2 separate regions of the Homo sapiens genome follow, and region 1 is linked to region 2. Evidence: read pairs that join two places in POLR2A ChIA-PET (ENCODE). Cell type or tissue: GM12878. All regions are shown on one strand.

Region 1 (8,000 bases), 160 kb before region 2:
TCCTTTGTAGATTTAAGAATTAAAAAGTGCAGTAAAATTTGTTTTATAATTATAGCCCCAGGAAACATGAGTTTTAGTCTTAGCTTCGACATTCACTGAGTAATAATTATTGCAAGCACTTATGTAGTGTCTACTATGTGCCAGATGTTTTTGAATCATGTTACTTGCATCACCTCATTTAATTCTTACAAGAGCTCAGTAAGTTGGTATATATGTGTATTTGTCAAGCTTAGCTAGGTTATGCTGTGATAACAAACAACCACCAGATCTCAGTAGTTTGTTTCTCACTCGTGCTCTTTGTTCGTTGTAGGTTCATGGGAATTCCGTTCCACTCTGTCTTCACCCCAGGATGCAGGCTAAGAAAATGACCTTCATACAGAATGTTTCAGATTTTATGTCAGAGAACAGGAAAGGGCAAATCTCACATTAGCTCTTAAAAGTTTCCACAAGGGGATGACACAGACACTTCAGCTCACATTTGATATCCAGACCTAACTTCACGTGGGCATGGAACACATGGCTTATGTGCCTAGAAGTGGAAGAATCAGAATACTGGTGAACAGCTCTAATGACTAATATCATATATAATTATTAGCAGCATTTTGCAGATGAGGACACTGAAGAACAGAGAGATTAAGTAACTTGCCCAAAGTTACATAATTTATAAGTGGTAAAGCTGGGATTTGAATTCAGGCAGTTAGCTCCAGAGAATACTCTTAACTGCTGTCCATAAGCCTTTTCTGAGGCACTGAACCTCGGTTCAGTTTACCCATCTGTAAAATGGGAAAAGAAACTTTTCTTCTATGCCTTACAGGGATGCACTCAAAAGTCATCCATCCATCCATCTATCCATCTGCTCATCCGTTCATCCATCTGTCTTCCATCCATCCATCCATCCATCCATCCATCCATCCATCCATCCACTCTTGTAGTAATTGGCACACAGTTCTGGACTGAACTGTTTTGCCTCAGAATTCATATGTTGGATCCCTATTCCCCAGTGTGAGGTATGTGGACATAGGGCCTTTTGAAGGTAATCACTCTCTCTTTGCCATGTGACAGCATAATGAGAAAGTGGCCATCTACTAGTCAGGAAGAGAACGTTAACCAGGAACTGAATTAGCTGGCACCTTGATCTTGGACTTCCCAGCCTCCAGAACTGTGAGAAATAAATGTCTATTGTTTAAATCACCCAGTCTATGCAGCAATCTATAGCTGCCTGAACAGATTAATACTGATACAATAGAAAGTAACTGGAGAAGATTCTTTGGATTAGGATGTCAGGGAAGGACCATCTCCAGAAGTAACCTGTGAGCTAAGTTTTGCATGTGAAGACGTAGGGAGGAGAAAGAATGATAAGTAAAAGACTGAGGCAGGAATGAGCATGGCATCTTTGAGGAATAAAGGGAGTCAGAGTAGCTGGAATACAGTGATGAGGAAGAAAACAGTAGGCAATACGGGTGCAGGGGGAAGCAGAGGCCAAGTCATAAAAGAAAGATAAAATATACCAGGGATTTTTTCAAACTTTTTGAGAGATTAACCCTTTTTGAGAATCTGCTGAAAACTATGGACATGCTCATCAGAAAAGACCACATTCATATGACATTTTGCATAAAATACCAGAGGTTTTGTAGCCTTCTACCCTCATGTCTATCCAGAACCTAGACTGGGAACATCTGACAAATATAAAGACACTTTGAATAGCACATAGGGAAAGGGAGGGGAGAAAGAGATTTTCATTGTCTGCAAGCTTTCTCTGTGCTGGGAATTCTGCCAGTTATGATAGATTAATTATTTAACATTTTCCATGATCCCATTTTATAAATGATAAGATTCAGGGAGATTCAGGGAGGCTAAGCAATATGCTTTAGGCTAAATGGGTAATAGACAAAGAATTTAAATCGAGGTCAGCTTCACTCCATAGATAATATTGTTGTTATTGTCGTTGTTATTATTATTATTATTAGGTGTAGGGTCTAGTTTTACCCTGCCAAGGGTATTTTAATTATTTGGTGGAGGCTCTACATTTTCAACCAGCCAAGAGTATCCATTTCCTTTTCACTGGCTCTAGTTGAATAGCAGAGCAGCTCAGATTCTAAGTTTCCATTTCTCTACTGCCGCACTGATTATAATGTCGGCCTTTATTACTCCCAGCAGAGCAGTGAAATACAATCCCTACACCACTACCAATTAAGGCAGCTTCAATTCTATCTACATGTTCTTCCTCTGTGCAGATGCCAGCAGATCTGTTCCAAGACCCTTCCGGTTGTTTAGTATTCTGCTCAGAGGAGTCATTTGCTGATCATCTTCTTTCTTAATTAGGGATCTAATGTATTGCAGCTGACCCTTGAACAAGAGAAAGATGGAGACCTGGCTGGAAAGGAGGTGTGACCATTCATTTCAAGGTAATCAGCTTTGAAGCTGCTTGACATCTGCTATTGATTTTCTTGTGCCTGGAAAACCTCCTGAGAAAGGTTTCTGATCTCAGAAGTCTGAGCAATCTACGCATTTACTTATTCACTCACTGTGCAAGGCCAGGAAATGGCCTGCAATGAAATGAGCAGAGAAATACCTTCTCTGAAAAACCAAATGCATGGGAATGATTTCAAAGCTCCTTCCGGACCACAATGAAGGAGAGATAGTTAGCAACAGACAAGTTCCCTCCCCTCCATAAAGCCTTATACAGAAACTAATACTTAATAAACTACCTTGGGAGGCTGAGGTGGGTGGATCATGAGGTCAGGAGATCGAGACCATCCTGGCTAACACGGTGAAACCCCATCTCTACTAAAAATACAAAAAATTAGCCGGGCGTGGTGGCGGGCACCTGTAGTCCCAGCTACTTGGGAGGCTGAGGCAGGAGAATGGTGTGAACCCGGGAGGCGGAGCTTGCAGTGAGCTGAGATCATGCCACTGCACTCCAGCCTGGGTGACACAGTGAAGACTCCGTCTCAAAATAAAAATAAAAATAAAAATAATAAACTACCATTTACAGTAGACACTCTAAATATATCATTTCTAATATCAAAACACTGTTGGTTTTATTGCCTTTTCTTATGAATGGGGAAATTAAGGCTTAGAGATGTGAATTACTTTGCCCAGTGTCACACAGCAAGTAAATACCTGAGGTGGGGAGGAAAACCCATGTCAATGTGAGTCTCAAGTCTCTGTTCTTTCACTATGCTAGGCTGCCATAATTTTCTAGGTATGCATTTGCCTTCCTTGACTTTTCACTTGTTGTAATTTTGGGCCAGTTAAGTCAGCATCATTCAGAGATAGGGACTCCCTGCTGATGGAATTTGTCTTCCTTAGGTGTCATATCCAAGTAATTACAGAGTGCAGTAGAGCTAGATTACAATACTACACATTGTCAGTAGGTGTCACTATCTTATCTAATGTGATTATTTGTTCAAAAGTACTCACTGAGCACTTGCTATATGAAAGTCTCTAAGGATATAGTCATGAACTGACAGAGTCTCTGTTTCACTCAGCTTACATTTCAGTAGGGGAAAGTCTGAACCATGAAAAAATATATAATATATCAGATAGTGATCAGTGGAATAAATAAATGCTGAGATTTAAGGCTAAATTAATCAGCTTTGTGAGTTCGAAGTGTGTTGAATGAGGGAGGACTGTCTCTAGTGACACGAAACCAGCTGCCACACAATGTAAGAGGTCATCTCTTGAGAAAGGTCCCTGCCACTGACTCAGTTCAATCAAGCAATGAAAATGATCAGTACTCCCACTTCCACAGTGAAACAGATTGGGAAAGGAAAACCTCCCAGCAAGAGTTTACAGGGTTTACTGCCTGAGTGCTCTACTTAAAACCCTTAGCTGTCACCTATAGAATAAGTCCCAATCTTAGCACAATCTACCAGGCCCCTCATGATCTAATTTGCCTCTTCAGCCTGATCTCCAGCCATATCTTCCTTACACTTTACACCCCAGTAAACCAGAACTGCTTTTTGTCTCCCACATGAGTTTGCTACTTCACTCCTATAGCCCATTGTTGAAAATGACCATTCCATTGGAAAGTCATGTTTATTTTTTCTTATTTATTTAATCTCTACTCCTCTTTTAAGATCAAATTCAGTTATCGCCTCCTCAAAGAAGTCCTCCTTGGTTTCCCCAAGCTGAGTTAGGTACACTCTCTGATACTTCTTCAGCATCTTTGAATTCCATCCCTTGACTTCCATAATGTTTTATGATTGGCTGTTTCTGTGTTTAGTTTTCTGCTTGAAGGAAGGAACTAGGTCTTATTGATGTCTATACCCTCATTGCTGTCTGATAGAAATATAATGCAAGGTCAGGCACAGTGGCTCATGCCTTTAATCTCAACACTTTGGGAGACCAAGGTGGGAGGATGGCTTGAGCCCAGGAGTTTGAGACCAGCCTGGACAACATAGTGAGACCTTGTCTCTCGAAAAAAAAAAAAAGCCTGGTGTGGTGGCTCACACCTGTAGTCCCAGCTACTTGGGAGCTGAGGTGGGAGGATTGCTTGAACCCCAAGAGGTTGAGGCTGCAGTGAGCCATGATAGCAACACTGCACTTCAGTCTGGGCAACAGAGTGAGACCTGGTCTCAAAAAAAACAAAACAAACAAACAGAAATATAATGTAAGCCACATATGTAATTTTAAATTTTCTAGCAACCACATTAAAAAGTAAAAAGAAACAGATGAAATTAATGTTCATAATGTAGTTTATTTAACCCAATATATACAAATACTACCATTTCAACATCTAATCAACATGGAAAATTATCAACTAGATAGTTCACATTCTTTTTATTATAACAACATCCTCAAAATCTAGTGAGTATTTTACACTGACAGCACATCTTAATTTATAAGCTAATTTTCATCAAAAATATTTTATCTATATTTAGATTTTATAAAGCATATTCTCAAAAACAGTAGAATTGGCCAGGCACAGTGGCTCACACCTGTAATCCCAGCACTTTGGGAGGCCAAGGAGGGTGGATCACCTGAGGTCAGGAGTTCGAGACCTGCCTTGCCAACATGGCAAAACCCCGTCTCTACTAAAAATACAAAAATTAACTGGGTGTGGTGGCGGGCACCTGTAGTCCCAGCTGCTCGGGAGGCTGAGGCAGGAGAATCACTTGAACCCGGGAAGCGAAGATTGCAGTGAGCCGAGATCGCGCCACTGCACTCTAGCTTGGGTGACAGAGCGAGACTCCGTCTCAAAGAAAAATAAAAAAATAAACAGTAGAATCACATGCTCAAGCTGTTTGAAACAAACTTAAAAGTTTTCTAAAAACAGAATGGAATATCAAAGCATCATTTTCATTTAATTTTTAAATCTATATTGACAAAACTGGCTCATCATTTTAGAACAATCAATTTGACTTTGAATATGCTTTGAAGCCAAAGCATATTCATTTCAAAATCATGTCTGTCCACAGTAAATTCACTAACTCTTATGTCAACTCAGTATCAACATTGGGTTCAAAAGGGTATTGCAAAAATTGGAAAGCAGCTCTAAATTTACTAATATCAATACAATGTTCTTCAAATTTGTCTTGTCATTTTTGCAGCCAATGTACATAATACTGTCAATTACAATCTTCTGCATATTAATTCACATTAGAAAAATGTGTAATATAATTATTGTTGATTTGTATAATGAAAATTATAATTTCAGCAAATTCTCATACTGGTCTTGCTGAGTCACAAATAAACCTTTTCGTTCCATGAAACTTCAAATTTAGCTTGTTTATATGAGTGTGATATTGTCTAGGAATGTAAATCACAATGTCATTTTTTGTCTTTGATTTGGTGAATTTTGCTTCAAGCAAATGGAGTTAATAATACAGTAAATTTTTGTATAACTGTTCCACCACACAACTGATGAACACTAGCAAATATCACAAGATTGTTAAGTTAATTGTCTTCTATTTTGTTCAATAGATCCATAACTGGCAGTAATTCACAACTTTTATATGTATATACTGAAGAATTTTAACACCTGTGCACATGAGGCCTTTCACAGAATATGCTTCGGAAAAATATGCTTCAGAGTACAAATATTTTCATAGTACTTAGTGAAATGAAGCAATAAAGATAGTATCAGTCTGTTGTTTTAAATTCCAATAAATTTGGATTTTTAAAAAAAATCTAAAATAGTTTGAACACCATCCACCATGATAGAAAAATTTTATTTCCCACATCTAAGTAAAATTATTCTTTGGCAGATATAAAAGAGTTTAAAATAACTTTGCTACGAGTTCCATATTTTAGGTCATGGGTTGATAACAGATTTTTGTCTTCTAAATTTGCAAGCATTTTGAGACAACCTGCCCCCAGGTTGGGTAGTGTCTCTATTATTCTCAACTCATTTAAAGCTAAAATGAAGTCCTTTCAATTTATTCATATTTGAATAAATTTACCTTTGATATTGTTAGAAAAGTCTTCAATTATATGGACAATTGTTTGGTGGCATAATTGAAGTTCTTCTACTTTTTTTTTTTTTTTTTTTTTTGAGACAGAGTCTCTCTCTGTCACCAGGCTAGAGTGCAGCGGCGTGATCTTGGCTCATTGCAACCTCTGCCTCCCGGGTTCAAGCTATTCTCCTGCCGCAGCCTTCCCAGTAGCTGGGATTACAGGCGCATGCCACCACACCCAGCTAATTTTTGCATTTTTAGTAGAGACAGGGTTTCACCATATTGGCCAGGATGGTCTCGATCTCCTGACCTTGTGATCAGCCTGCCTTGGCCTCCCAAAGTGCTGGGATTACAGGCGTGAGCCACCAAACCCAGCCCCACTTTTTGTAAAATATCATTTTTAGTCTTTTCCTTACTACAAGCTTGGATTCTGTTAAAAATCATTTAAATTTTTTGACATTAATTCTGATGCCAGGTGGCTAGTTCAGTTAATCATTTTTTAATTTTTCAGGAGGAACTTATCAAATTCACCAAGTATTTGCTATAAATGTCTCGATACTGTCTATTACATTTTTCTTTCTGTTTTGTTTCTTTCTTTTTTTCTTTTCAAAACAGAGGGTCTCTTAGATTTGTTCTGCTGAAGTAAATTGCAATTGTCATTCATTGTAAAGTTTACAATATGCTTTCTTCCACTCTCTTATTTTTTTTCCATTCTAATCATAGTATTAATTTCTGCATCTCCATTATTTTAAGTAGAAAAAATTTGTCCATATTTATTTTTATACTAAAAAATAATTTAATTGTATTATAATTAAAATAATAACAAGTTCTTCAATTTAATTACCAATTAAGATTCACATAGTTACCACAGTAATTGGAGTTGTTAATATAAAACATTCAAAGATACATGTTACAATATTGCATTGCTGTGTAGGAAAAAAACATTTAAACTGAATCAATCCATCCACACTGACTGGATCAGTGATGTACTTATGCATAATAGTGGAAGCAACATGTGTACCCAAAAAGTGCATTAGTATACAGCACTGCTATATGAGGCCATGCAAAGGCTAAAGTGAGGTAGAGTTCAATCAAAACAATAATGTTGAATTTAATAGAAAAGTATTTTATATTGTTTCCATTTTAAAATTTAAATCTAAATTAATAATACAAATTTTAGGCCGGGCGTGGTGGCTCAGATCTGTAATCCCAGCACTTTGGGAGGCCAAGGCAGGTGGATCACCTGCGGCCAGGAGTTTGAGATCAGCCTGGTCAGCAGGGCGAAACCCCATCTCTACTAAAAATACAAAAATTAGCTGGGCTTGGTGGCACATGCCTGTAATCCCAGCTACTCGGGAGGCTGAGGCAGGAGAATCCCTTGAATCGGGAGGTGGAAGTTGCAGTGAGCCCAGATCGTGCCACTGTGCTCCAGCCTGGGCAACAGAGTGAAACTCTATCTCAATAAACTAAAATAAACTAAAATAAAAATTTAATTTCTCAGTAACATAATCATAGATCAACTGTGTTTAATAGCCACACGTAGCCAGAGTAGCTACTGTATTGGACAGCACAGGCCTAACACACACACACACACAAACA
Region 2 (8,000 bases):
ACATGTGGGTGCATCTCCAGACTACCACATTCCGTTTATCTATTTGTCTCTCCTTGTGTCAATAACACTCTGTCTTGATAATGGTAAGTTTTGAGATCAGGTTGTGTAAGTCCTCCTAATTTTTCCTGGGTTTTCAATATTGCTTTGCTTTTTAAAAATTTTGTATTTTCATTTACATTTTAAAATAAACTTGTTAGTGGGATTTTGATTGGCATTGCACTGAACTCGTGGATCAATTTGGGGAGATTGGACATTCTTATATATGGATCCCGTGGTCATCAACTTTAAGAACTCTTTCTCATCCATTAGTAACTCAATCTAGGTTCAGATGCTACTCGTTTTCTGCTCAGTCTGTGTCTGAGCCCCTTATGCTCTTCATTTTGTCATCCAATTAACCTCAGCTTTGCATCAATACTATTTCTTGCTTTGGTGCCTGTTACCTCTCCTCTAATCACCAATCCACAACTTACCTCCAAATTCAGGGCTTGTCTCATTCTTCCCAGGAGGAGTGCTGCTCAGTCTATCTACTTAGTATTATAATTTCTCTGGCTTGGTATCAAGGCACTCCCATTTCCGGCTTCCATGAGATGTCTCAGAGGGCATGCTGCCCGGTGTAGCTGCATGGTCAAGCTTCTTCATATCTCTTGCCTCATCACTTAAACTCACTATTTTGTACTCCTGCTTCAGCTATAGGGAGCTACTGTTAGTTTCTTGAAGACATATGCTCTCTCTCTCTCTCACATCTGGACCTGAGCACATCCTGTTACTGCTGCTTGAAACAATGTGATCCCCAGGCACACACCATTAGCTTAGAAGCCTCCCCTGATTCTTCAAGGCTGGTTGAGTCCCTTCTCTGTGCTCTCATGACAACAGTTGGCAATTCCTCGTTGCAGCACCTAGCCCATGATGCTCTTTGGAGGCAGAGACTGAGTCTTTCTCACTATTGAATTTCCAGCATTCATCACAGAGCCTGGCATATATAAAGCCCTCCATCATATGTATTAAGTGAATGGATAAATGAAAAAAAGTTATATATATGTACATATATGTGTATATATGTATATGTATATATGTGTATATATGTGTGTATATGTGTGTGTATATATGTACATATATATGTATCTATGTACATATATGTATATATGTATATATATGTGTGTGTATATGTGTGTGTGTATGTATATATATTACAATGAAATACTATTCAGCCTTAAAAAGGCAGGGAATCCTGTCATTTAACACAATATGGATAAACCTAGAGGACTCTAAAGGCAAATACCACATGTTCTCACTCACAAAATCTAAACAAGTTGAACTCCTACAAGTAGAGAGTAGGATGATGGTTACCAAGGGCTGGGGGACGGGAGAGGATGGGGAAAGCATAGCTGTCCATCAAAGGGTAGAAAGTTTCATTTAGACAAGAGGAATCAGCTTTAGTGATCTATTTCACAGAATGGTGACTATAATTAATAATGCATTACATAATTCAAAATTGCTAAAAGTAGATCTTAAATGTTTTCACCATAGAAAAATAAGTATGTGAGGTAGTGAATATGTTGACTAGCCTGATTTAATCATTTCACATTGTAAACATATATCAAAACATCACATTGTGCCCAATAAATATATTTAAAATATTATTTTTTCAATTAAAAATAAAATTTTAAAGATAAAGAATGAATAGTAAGTAGACTGTCAGTATGTTCATAGAATACTCTTAGCAGGTGGGAACCCTGAATCACTAATGACCTCAGGGCAGTTATGTACCTCTGGTGGAGAGAGGTGATTCATTCTGCTCCCAGAACTTGTTAAAAATATCCCTTAACCAAATTCAATTTATATGCACCTATCAATCTTCTAGTCTTAATGCACTTCCCCAAGTAGATTTCTTAAACTAGAACAGAAATGTGTTGGCTGAGTGACACATTCTCAGTCTATTGCTAGATAGACTGAGAATTGCACACTGTTAGGTGATTATGTTGGCTCTGTACTTTTTAAAGCTATTTTATACAATTTTGGTTCATATGGACACGATCTCAGCACTCCTGCTGGGAACTAACAGAACTAAGCTTTTCTTTCCGTTTTTTTCATATATATGTTATCCAAGGAGGACAATTTTTATTTATGTTTTTCTCACAGGGTCTTGAGGGTGCTCAATTAACATAGTTGAGTTGAGCAGTTAGTGAAAGTGAGAACTAAACTCTAGGGACATGTATGAGTTTGCTAGGGCTGCTGTAACAAAGTACCACAACTGGTGGCATATCAACAGAAAAGTATTGTCTCACAGTTCTGGAGCCTCGAAGTCTGAGATGTCACATAGGTTTGGTTCCATTTGAAGACTGTGAAGAACAGCCTGCCCCATGTTTCTACACCAGCTTCTGGTGGTTTGCTGGCAATCTTTGACATTTTTGCCTAGTACAAGCATCACCTCCATCTCTGCCTTCCTCTCCACATGGCATTTTCCCTGTGTGTGTCTCTATTTGTCTGAATTTCCCCTTTCTATAAGGACATCAGTCACATTGGATTGAGTGCTCACCTTTCTCCAGGATGACCTCATCTAAACTCATCTAATTCCATCTACAATGACTCCATTTACAAATAGTCACATTCTGAGGTAGCAAGGGTTAGGACTTCAGCATATGAATTTGCATGGGGGGCAGTAGAGCTAATTCAACCCATAACAAGACAGAATTAACAATAACCATTGAAAACTTTAAATAAAGCTTTATATCAAAACATACTTTTAAGTAAAACTTTATTTAGATATAATTTATGTATATTTTAAGTGTACAGTTTGATGCGTTTTGACACATGTACACATCTATTTAACTTCTACCACTATCAAGATATAAAACATTTTTTATCACCTCAGAAAGTTCCTTTGCTTCTCTTTTTAATCAATATTCCCCAACCCAATCACCATTCTGACAACCACTTATTTGATTTCTGTCACCAATGATTAGTTTTGTCTATTCTAGAACATCAAATATTCCTTGGAATTATATACTTTGTAGTCTTTAATGTCAGGCAATTTTTCTGTAAATGTAATGCCTGTGAGAGTCATCCATTTTATGTGTATCAGTAATTTTTTCCTTTTATTGCTGAGTAGAATTTCACTTCATAAATATACCAACATTTCTCTATCCGTTCATTTGTTGTTGGACAGTTGGGTTGTTTCCAGTTTCAGGCTTTCCTGAACAGGCCTTCTATGAGCATTCATGTGCTAATATTTTTTTGTGGGCATATGTTCTTATTTCTTTTGGATAAATATTTAGACATGAAAGTGTTGAGTCATGCATAAAGAGTTTTCAGGTCACCTTTTTTTATTCTGAAAGTAGTAAAATCAGCCAAGCATTCATTGGCGTTAGGGACTTACCCATGGAGCCCATTCTCAATAAAAGTCCTGAAACCCACTCCAGGCAAAAGTGTAGGTATCATCATTCCAATAGTAAATAATGTGGTCATTTCACTTTGTGTGGTGGTTTACAGTTTTTTGTTTTGTTTTGTTTTGTTTTGAGGCGGAGTCTTGCTCTGTCGCCCAGGCTGGAGTGCAGTGGCGCGATCTCGGCTCACTGTAAGCTCCGCCTCCTGGGTTCATGCCATTCTCCTGCCTCAGCCTCCCAAATAGCTGGGATTACAGGCACCCGCCACCAAGCCCAGCTAATTTTTTTTTTTTTGTATTTTTAGTAGAGACGGGGCTTCACCATGTTAACCAGGATGGTCTCGATCTCCTGACCTCGTGATCCGCCCACTTCGGCCTCCCAAAGTGCTGGGATTACAGACATGAGCCACCGCGCCCGGCCTATAGTTTTTAAAGTCTTTTCATATTCACTGTCTAGTTCAATTATTGTCACAAATTCTAATAAGCTAAGCAAAGATGACCATCCCCATTGTGCAGATGAGGAAACTGAGTCTCAAAAAGGCTAAGCAACTTTTTAGAAGAGAGCTGAAACATGAATCCAAGCCTCTGACTTTTTATGCTCCCTGAACTCCATTCTTTAGCCCCATTTTATCCAAAATTCAGCTTGTTTGGATCAAAGTGGAAGGGAGTCCCTGGAAGAAGCACTTTGCAGGACAACCTAAGCCCCTTTGAACATGAGCACCAGATATGCTTTTAGGGTCTTCAAAGAAAAGATATACATTAGTCTCTGTAGGCAGTTAGAAATCAACTATGCCATCTGTCATCATCTTGACCTGCTACAGCTAAGGATCTTCAACTGATGGCGTAAATCATCGTGTCTAAAATCTGATCCATTCATGAAATAATTACAAGAAAGGATGTTGAAGTGGCGGAGCTCTTAGTGATCACCAGGATGCTTCTAATCATGGAGTGTACGTAAGGAGGGGGAGGGGAAGTGGATAACAACTCCAACAACTTGAACAGTGGCAAAAACAACAGCCCCTGCCCTCAAAATGCCCCACCAAGTCTTCATACAAGTGGACTTTAAAAAGTTTGTGGAAAAATAAAATTAAAAGATAAAAATAAAAAATATAAATTTTATTTCTCAACATAAGCTCCATCAAGTTCAAGACACTTGTGTAAGCAATGAAACCAGCCATTTAGTCCATCCCTGGAGAACTGAGGGTCCTGGGAATTTAACTTGTCAATGCCATCTTTTCTCATTATTAACTAAACTGAATGCCCTTTAAAGATTTTTTAAGATTAGGAAACAAAAAGAAGTCAGAAGGAGCCAAATCAGGACAGCAAGGTGGTTGTCTAATGATTTCTCATTGAAACCCTTGCAAAATTGCCCTTGTTTAATGAGAGGAATGGGCAAGAGCACTGTTGTGTTGGAGAATGACTCTCTCGTGGAGCTTTCCTGGGTGTTTTTCTGCTAGAGTTTTGGCTTTTTCAAAACACTCCCATAATAAGCAGATATGATCACACTGTCGTCCTCCAAAATTCAACAAGCAAAGTGCCTTGAGCATCCCAAAAAACTGTTGCCAAGATATTTGCTCTTGAATGATCTGCTTTTGCTTTGACTGGACCATTTCTACCTCTTGGTAGCCATTAGTTTGATTGTGCTTTGTCTTCAGGATTGTACTGGTGAAGCCATGTTTCATCTCCTTACAGTTTAAAAAAATGCCTCAGGATCTTGATGCTATTTCAAACGTCTTTTGAAAGCTCTGCTCTTGGCCGGGCATGGTGGCCCATGCCTGTAATCCCAGCACTTTGGGAGGCTGAGGTGCACAGATCACCTGAGGTCTGGAGTTCGAGACCAGTCTGGCCAATGTGGCAAAACCCTGTCTCCATCAAAAATACAAAAATTAGCCAGGCGTGGTGGTGCATGCCTGTAGTCCCAGCTATTTGGGAGGCTGAGGCAGGAGAATCACTTGAACCTGGGAGGCGGAGGTTGCAGTGAGCTGAGATTGCGCCACTGCACTCCAGCCTGGGCAACAGAACGAGACTCCATCTCAAAAACAAAAACAAACAAACAAACAGAATTCATCCAAAAAAATGAGAAGTGTCAATAAAAAGATAATATGAAATATCTTAAAATGTATTTTATTAAACTTGCAATTCATGGCTTCTGCTGCTCAAGGAACTGTCAAGCTTGAAACCTTGCAAATACTGCTGTAGCCATAGAAATGCACCATTTTAAAATAAAATAGCAACCTCTTTGGACATCCAGTAAAGTTCTTTCCTCAAGTCCTTCCACCAAATAATGCTTTTTAGGGTGATATGAGAATTTTATGTTCAAGTGTAGAAGAGTCCAACACTGCAGAGACATCATTCAAAACATGTACAAATCACACTATTGCTGAAAACCCCACCATACTAGTCAAAGCTTTTATGGAAATTTTGCCAAATTCCTTAATCAAGTAACACTTTGGGATATTATGTACTGTCAGTGATTTTACAAAGTAAAGTGGCCAGGCGCGGTGGCTCACCCCTTTAATCCTAGCACTTTGGGAGGCTGAGCGGGATGGATCACCTGAGGCCAGGAGTTCGAGACCAGTCTGGCCAACGTGGCAAAACCCTGTCTCCACCAAAAATACAAAAATTAGCCAGGCGTGGTGGTGCGCACCTGTAATCCCAGCTTCTCAGGAGATTGGGGCCAGAGAATAGATTGAACCCAAGAGGTGGAGGTTGCAGTGAGCCGAGATCGCACCACTGCACTCCAGCTTGGGTGCCAGAGCGAGACTCCATCTAAAAAATAAATAAATAACAACTTTTAAAAACTGAAGAGAAATTATTAAGCATGAATTTCCAGCACATATTGTGCTTTACATTTGGATTAAACCACTGATAGGCGGAGTATGAATCAATTTCTCAAATACGTGTAATGTATATATGACATAGAGTGTGGTCAACAACTTTTTATCACTGAAAGCCTGTGGCACAAGAAAAGCCTTTTAAAAAATTAAAGTGATTTTGTGAGCCATGAGAAGAACAGCACAAAATGTGCTGGGATCTATGCCAACAGTACACATAAATTTTTTCTAGCATTTTATTCACAGAGAATAATCAGTAGCCAACAATATGTCTCACAATCTTGATCTAAGGTTGAAAGACACTGTGAAAATTTTTACTATGAGAGAACTGCAGCCAGTATGTGTGTGTGTGTGTGTGTGTGTGTGTGTGTGTGTGTGTTGTATCTTTTCAGTGTGGTATGTTAAGAAAAGGTCAGTGAATATAAAACTCTACTTTTAAAGTTGCACAGAGTGATTCATTAAAAAAAAACAAAACCAAAATGTTCTTTTTTAAAAAAAGTGAGGCATAAAAAGGAAATATTTCTTTGTGATTTAATTACTTCAATTACTTAGAATGGATTGATATGTTTCAAAATTGTAGTCAGTATCTAGAATAAACTGAATCTATCATTTCAGAGCTAAAGGAGTATAATTTATAATATTCAGGACACAATATTAGAATGTCTTAAGAAGACCAAGCCGTGAATAAATTTGTCAATCATTACAGCTGATAATTTTCTTCCTTTGTCAGTGAAAGAAACTAATGATATATTATTGATGATGTTTGAAAAATCACATCCAAATGCTGCCACAGATCACGTAAAAATATTTTCCAGAGACACATTCAACCAAAGAATTGATTGATATTCATCTTTCAAGTTGAAAGATTAGCTGAAAGCTAAAACGTTGCATGTTCTGTGTTTATGTCTAATGAAATATGGACAATAATCTTCAGTGATAAATCTATTCTTTTTGCGTCAATGTTTCATTTGAATATCAATAATTATCTAAATGTTCTTATAAGTATGAATGGGAATCTTCCAATATTGATGGGATAAAGAACAAGGCAGTGTACTGATTGTGGAGCCCGGACATATATCTCAAGCTATTCATTATCAAGCTAGACATAGATAACCTGACTGGTGCCTTGCCTGAAACAGATGCCCGTGAGCTGGTCTGGAAATGCTGAGGAACTGAGAAACACTATTCTAGAAATTCTGACTAGGTTTCTCTTTCTTCTGAAAGCCTCCAACCCTGGACCAGGGAATTTACCCTGAATCACAGATAAATTTGACTCTTGACAAATTTAACAATAGTACTCACTCTTGCCATTTCCTTTTGCCAAGATTGGAACCTCATAACTGAGGTTTGACTCATGACTCAATCTGATTTCTTCTTTTTTCAAGTCTTTATTTTTTAAGAGCAGTTTTAGGTTCACAGCAAAATTCAGAGAGAAAGATACAGAGAGTTTCCATACGCCACCTTCCCCAACACTTGTAGACATTTTTTTTATTTTTTTGAGATGGAGTCTTGCTCTGTCACCCAGGCTGAAGTGCAGTGGTGTGTTCTCGGCTCACTGCAACCTCTGCCTCCCAGGTTCAAGCAATTTTCCTGCCTCAGCCTCCTGAGTAGCTAGGACCACAGGTGCGTGCCACCACACCTAGCTAATTTTTTTGTGTATTTTTAGTAGAGAGGGGGTTTCACCATCTTGGCCAGGCTGGTCTTGAACTCCTGACTTCCTGACCATGATCCACCCACCTCAGCCTCCCAAAGTGCTGGGATTATAGGCGTGAGCCAACACGTGA

The links. Peaks named below come from ENCODE experiments on the same cell type or tissue, not always from the same donor. Only the 100,000 strongest peaks of a DNase experiment are listed, where the experiment ranks them.
Region 1: POLR2A ChIA-PET joins it to region 2 with 7 read pairs; 1 of 35 experiments calls an interaction of 5 or more read pairs at or near these places.

The regions. Positions count from the first base shown.
Region 1 is chr22:33,080,073-33,088,072 of GRCh38, forward strand. It overlaps a transcript of LARGE1 not described here. Among named protein-coding and RNA genes, the nearest start is that of LINC01640, 24 kb to the right of the region's middle. In GM12878, no CTCF peak of the experiment used is centred here; a DNase peak (open chromatin) is centred at 3,369.
Region 2 is chr22:33,240,492-33,248,491 of GRCh38, forward strand. It overlaps a transcript of LARGE1 not described here. Among named protein-coding and RNA genes, the nearest start is that of LARGE1-AS2, 80 kb to the left of the region's middle. In GM12878, no CTCF peak of the experiment used is centred here; DNase peaks (open chromatin) are centred at 1,879, 3,360 and 7,500; H3K4me3 peaks cover 255 bases; H3K27ac peaks cover 3,251 bases.